Regions from separate parts of the Homo sapiens genome. Here region 1 is linked to region 2. A link is a loop called in an ENCODE intact Hi-C map of the cell type or tissue named here. Cell type or tissue: mammary epithelial cell. All regions are shown on one strand. Each heading gives the region's core, and the rest is flanking DNA. Links, peaks and the distances in the headings are about the cores only.

Region 1 (2,902 bases), core at 86-2,585, 160 kb after region 2:
CTGTAATCTCAGCACTTTGGGAGGCTGAGGCAGGCAGATTGCGTGAGTTCAGGAGTTCAAGATCAGCCTGGGCAACATGGTGAAACCCCATCTCAAAAAAAAAAAAAAAAATTAGTTGGGCGTGGTGGTGCATACCTGTAGTCCCAGCTATGCTGGAGGCTGAGGTGGGAGGATCACTTGAGCCTGGGAGGCGAAGGTCTCAGTGAGCTGAGATGGGGCCACTGCACTCCAGCCTGAGCAATAGAGTGAGACCCTGTCTCAAAACAACAACAAGATCAATTTTTTTTTTTTAAAGAAAGAAACCAGTATATGTAAGTAAAGTGTTTCCCTGAGTTCTGTGAGCTGCTCTAGCAAATTAGTAAAACTGCAGGAGGGAATTGTGGGAACCCCAGTTTATAGTCAGTCAGAAACACAGGTAAAACAACCTAGGGCTTTCGATTGGCAGTCTGGGGGACTGAACCCTCAACATGTGGGATCGGCCACTATCTACCCATAGTGGTGTCAGAATTGAATTTGGGGACCCTCAGCTGGTGTTCACCAGAGGACTGATTGTTTGCTTGCTGGTGGGGAGAAACCCCCACACTTCTGCTGTCAGAAGCCTCTCGTACGGTGAGGGAAACTGAGTTTCTTTTTCCACACACCCTTCTGTGCTTTCTTTCTGAAAAAAAAATTAAGTTGATGTGAGGCCAACGTTTGGTGCCAGTAGATATTCAATGCATTGTAAGAATGAGTTTGTCTTAAAAATTTTTTTAAAGCAAATTCTATGCGTCAGGCACTGTTCAAAGTGCCGGGGATACAGCGTGGAACAGTTATTAAATTAACAAGTACCCTCTGAAATAGACTCTATTAATACCCCAATTTTAGAAATAAACAAACTGAAGCCCAGAGAAGCAAAGTACCCTAGTATCCTGCCCAAGGTCACTTGGGTACAAGGCCAGGAACAACCACAGTCATGATATTGACATCTGCGGAGCTTACCACGTGCCAAACACCGTGCGAATCCGCACAGAATCCGCACACCCACCGGTTGGGGCAGGGACATCTCTGCCACTGATGCGGAGAGGAAACGGATTCCCGAGGCTCCTGAGAGGGATCCTGGGTTCCATTCACCACACCTCGCTGCTTTTTACTGATTCAGTTGGAACTGGAAGGGAAAACAACGGAGCTGATGAGCTCCAAAAATGCTCCGGGGACCATCTCCCTCTCGCCCGTTCGCAGGTCTAGTGACGGAGCCCGCGCGCGGCGCCACCATGCGGCAGAAGGCGGTATCGCTTTTCTTGTGCTACCTGCTGCTCTTCACTTGCAGTGGGGTGGAGGCAGGTGAGAATGCGGGTAAGGATGCAGGTAAGGGGACAGGTAAGGGTGCAGGTAAGGATGCAAGTAAGGGTGCAGGTAAGGATGCGGGTAAGGATGCAGGTAAAGATGCGGGTAAGGATGCAGGTAAGGATGCGGGTAAGGATGCAGGTAAGGGTGCAGGTAAGGATGCGGGTAAGGATGCAGGTAAGGATGCGGGTAAGGATGCAGGTAAGGATGCAGGTAAGGGTGCGGGTAAGGATGCGGGTAAGGATGCAGGTAAGGATGTGGGTAAGGATGCAGGTAAGGGTGCAGGTAAGGGAACAGATAAGGGTGCAGGTAAGGGGACAAGTAAGGAGGCATATAAGGGTGCTGGGGGATGGGAGGAGTGTGGGATAAAGGAGAGAGTTTCAGGGTCCGGGGTGTAGAGGGTCTGGCGTGCTTCTGTAGAGACCCTGGCGTCCATTCCAATGGACAGCGCAGGGTTGGTGTCGCCAGAGTCCCAGATTCAAATCCCACTACTCTGTTCATTCCTCCATCCTACCGAAATTTACTCGATGCTAGTTCTGTGCCAGGCTCGGCGCCTAGGGGAAAGTCCCTTCCCCTCTGTGAGGCTCTCTGAGTAGGAGAGTGGTGGCCCCCGCCTCCAGGAGTGGTCCTGAGCATCAGACACAGAGTAGGGGACCCCTGTGTCCCACCCCAACACCCCCACTACGCTTTGTCTGCTCTCCTGCAGGTAAGAAAAAGTGCTCGGAGAGCTCGGACAGCGGCTCCGGGTTCTGGAAGGCCCTGACCTTCATGGCCGTCGGAGGAGGTGGGTCTGGAGGGCGAGGATCTCGGGCAGGCGGGGCGGGCCTCTGCCGCGGACGCTCCCTCACCTGCTCCTGTTCCTCCAGGACTCGCAGTCGCCGGGCTGCCCGCGCTGGGCTTCACCGGCGCCGGCATCGCGGCCAACTCGGTGGCTGCCTCGCTGATGAGCTGGTCTGCGATCCTGAATGGGGGCGGCGTGCCCGCCGGGGGGCTAGTGGCCACGCTGCAGAGCCTCGGTGAGTGCGGGGCCTGGGCCCCTGGTGGGACGTTCTTTACTATTATTTTCATCATACATCTGGGGAAACTGAGGCACTCAGGAATTAAGTAATTTACTCAAGTAATTAAGTAGTTTACCAGGAATTAAGTGATTCTTTATTTATTTATTTTGAGACAGAGTCTGGCTGTGTCACCCAGGCAGGCTGAAGTGCAGTGGTGTGATCTTGGCTCACTGCAACCTCTGCCTCCCTGGCTCAAGCGATTTTCCTGCCACAGCCTCCCAAGTAGCTGGGATTACAGGCACACGCCACCACGCCCGGCTAATTTTTGTATTTTTAGTAGAGATGGGGTTTCACCATGTTGGCCAGGCTGGCCTCAAACTCCTGACCTCAGCTGATCCGCCCGCCTCGGCGTCCCATAGTGCTAGGATTACAGGCGTGAGTCACCGCGTCCGGCCAGAAATTAAGTAACTTACTCAAGTCTCCCTGCTAGTTTAGACCAGAGCCTAGATTCTGACCCAGTCAGTACAATGCGAGAAGCCCCATTCTCAGCCTCAAAGGCTGGGTGCCTCACTGATGCTTTG
Region 2 (2,902 bases), core at 134-2,633:
TCACAGAGTAAGCAAAGAGTACTGTCCTGAGCTCTGAAACCAAATCAGAGGTGCATAATTAGGGAACTAGGGCAATTCAAAATCATGCCCCATGAAACCAGGTACCAAATGAATATGTTACCCTTGAAACAGGTCTTTCTACAACAGCATGATTAGGGGACGTTTCCTCTATATCCTACAGCCATACCATTCAAGGGAGACTCATATGTCAAAGCACCTAACGGTGCCTGGTACCTACCAGATCCTAAGGAAAGGGTAGGTGATCTCAAAAACAGTGCTTTCTAACTATGTTTGCTATCTCGGCCCAAATTTGAAATCAATACAGCGAGGGATCAAAATGGATACAGAATTTGTAGACTGAAGCAACTACTACAAAAGTGCAAAGCGATCCAGAAAATAGCCACACATTTGCTTGCTTTTTGGGTTTGCTAATTTGAAGTTAGAAAAAAGAACCACCTCACTAGAACCTTTAGATTTGCACATGAAAAAACGTATCCTTGTCTAGCTAACTGAAGATTCAACACAGTCATCTCACAATCCTGCCCCAACCCCTCCTCTATGGAAAGGACAATGCACCGGACAAAAGGCCATTTTGTCCAGGAAAAAGGAGGAATGTTACATCCAAAACATACTTTCTGAATTCCTACTATGTGCCTGACTCAGGCCTAGGAGCTGGGAATACAAAGATGCAGTCTTTGCCCTTGAGGATGGCAATACAACGGGAGACAGAGACAAGCAACAAACAATACACTGCGATGAGCTACAGCAGAAAAAAACTCTTAATTCAGAAGCGTTTCCTTGTAAGGTAATTCATATTTATTCAACTTGTACCCTACTCAAAGACCAAATTAAATTATTTCATTATTCCCAAGAACTTTCGAAGGGATAAAAAGGGTTCATGCCAACCATTACTAATGCCTACTAGTGCCACAGACTGGGAGCTCCCTGAGGGCAGGGATGGCGCTAACCTACCCTCGTATTCTCTGTGGCAGACAGACAAGTGCCGCACGAGGGATGCAGCAACCACAGAGGGATGCGGGGCTTGGAGGTAGGGTTGGGGCCGGGGCTGGCTCGAGCGCGCTCGGGACGTACAGGAAGGGGCCAGATGCGATGCTCCACGAGAGCACCAGGCACTCAGTCAAGAGTTGGGCGTAAGTTCGGGCCAAGGCCTCGAAGCGCTCCGGCGACTGGCTAATCGCTCAAAGGGGCTGCCTAAGTGAGCGCCTTTGAGCCCCCAACCCCGGGTTTCTTCAGTTCCTGGGCCTGGGCTCCAGGCTCTCGGTTCTTCAACACGTCGCCCGGCCCGGTGCAGCAAACAGTTTTTCCTCAACCATTCCGGGGTTTCTGAGCCGTTCGGCTCGCAGCAGAAAAGTAAAAAAAGAGCCGCCCTTCCAGCCCAGGCTAGCTCCGGCCGGGCCACTCTAGCCCTGGCCGCCCCGCCACTCACCAGGTTGGGCAGTCGAACAGCGGGAGGCTAGAGCCGGAGTTCGCGGCTGCCGCCATCTTGCGTCTCCCCCTCCCATTTGGCGCGCCCTAAGCACGCCGGGAAACTGGAAGACCGAGAAGGGAAAAGCGGCATCCCAGCAGCCTGTGCGTACGCACGCTCACGCACGCCCGTACGGGGGGCGGTGCTTCTAGTGGGGACAGAGGAGCTTTTGGGATTTTTTTTTTTTCAGCGTTTGTGCGAGTTGGCCGTCTCTGGAAGTCTCCAGTGGTTAGGGTTTTCCTTGGCCAGGAGGTGTCAAAGGAAAAGGGGCTTTGTAGGGAGGGGAGTCAGTCTTTCCCTACGTCCTCCTGCAAACGCTTCTTGGCTCTAAAATCTTGGGACTAAGCCGTGCGCGATGGCTCACGTCTGTAATCCCAGCACTTTCGGAGGCTGAGGCGGGCGGATCACTTGAGGTCGGGAGTTTGAGACCAGCCTGACCAACATGGTGAAACCCCGTCTCTACTAAAAATACAAAAATTAGTCGAGTGTAGTGGCACATGCCTGTAATCCCAGCTACTTGGGAGGCTAAGGCAGGAGAATCGCTTGCACTCGGGAGGCAGAGGTTGCAGTGAGCCGAGATCGCGCCATTGCACTCCAGCCTGGGCAACAGAGCGAGACTCCGTCTCAAAAAAAAAAAAAAAAAAAGTAAAGAAAGAAAAAATCTGGGGACTACATCCTCCTCCAGAGTTTAGGTTAAGACCGTCAGCCTTTTGCCCTCAAAGCGGAGAAGCTAAAGGGCAAAACTCGGAGATTGGAGTGATTATTGTTTCTCTTCAGCCCTTCTCCAAAAAGTGGCACCCTACTCACTTTTTTCTAATTCACGTTTAGGCCTGTAGATTGTCAGGGAATCTGCATTAGGGGTCACCTAGTCTGTTTATGAAAACTCTGGACAAGCAGGAGCCAGGAGCAGGTCCAGTCAGAAAGCAGGGGTCCAAATCATCACTGTGCTTGGCTCAAATGGTTAATTTTTTTAAAAAGGATTTTTTGCTTTTGGTTATAGGGCAAGGAAGCATAAGGATTGCTCGCTTGCCCTAGATCACCAGCTGGTTTTAAGAGACCATTAGCAGGGCCTCTGGTTTTTTATTTTTTATTTTTTTATTGATCATTCTTGGGTGTTTCTCGCAGAGGGGGATTTGGCAGGGTCATAGGACAATAGTGGAGGGAAGGTCAGCAGATAAACAAGTGAACAAAGGTCTCTGGTTTTCCTAGGCAGAGGACCCTGTGGCCTTCCGCAGTGTTTGTGTCCCTGGGTACTTGAGATTAGGGAGTGGTGATGACTCTTAATGAGCATGCTGCCTTCAAGCATCTGTTTAACAAAGCACATCTTGCACTGCCCTTTATCCATTTAACCCTGAGTGGAGAGAGCACAGGGTTGGGGGTAAGGTCATAGATCAACAGGATCCCAAGGCAGAAGAA

What was found. A loop is a pair of places that touch in the nucleus more often than their neighbours do. Peaks named below come from ENCODE experiments on the same cell type or tissue, not always from the same donor. Only the 100,000 strongest peaks of a DNase experiment are listed, where the experiment ranks them.
Region 1: it touches region 2 in a loop (10-fold over the local background); 23 of 110 quality-filtered maps call a loop at or near these places.

What each region holds. Positions count from the first base shown.
Region 1 is chr1:27,667,663-27,670,564 of GRCh38, reverse strand. IFI6 (interferon alpha inducible protein 6) reads left to right here. Exons shown (of 5, transcript NM_002038.4): 2 at 1,219-1,320; 3 at 2,030-2,107; 4 at 2,190-2,339. The coding sequence starts at 1,251. Among named protein-coding and RNA genes, the nearest start is that of IFI6, 3.1 kb to the left of the region's middle. RefSeq lists an enhancer at 1,120-1,179. In mammary epithelial cell, for the core only: a CTCF peak has its summit at 1,252 (motif pointing left); no DNase peak of the experiment used is centred there; H3K4me3 peaks cover 300 bases.
Region 2 is chr1:27,829,437-27,832,338 of GRCh38, reverse strand. PPP1R8 (protein phosphatase 1 regulatory subunit 8) reads right to left here and starts at 1,557. Exons shown (of 7, transcript NM_014110.5): 1 at 1,448-1,557. The coding sequence starts at 1,503. It overlaps LOC124903885 (a long non-coding RNA gene), which reads left to right and starts at 556. Exons shown (of 2, transcript XR_007065562.1): 1 at 556-1,590. RefSeq lists enhancers at 508-1,292, 1,250-1,419, 1,293-2,078 and a silencer at 1,550-1,629. In mammary epithelial cell, for the core only: no CTCF peak of the experiment used is centred there; a DNase peak (open chromatin) is centred at 1,598; H3K4me3 peaks cover 2,014 bases; H3K27ac peaks cover 1,725 bases.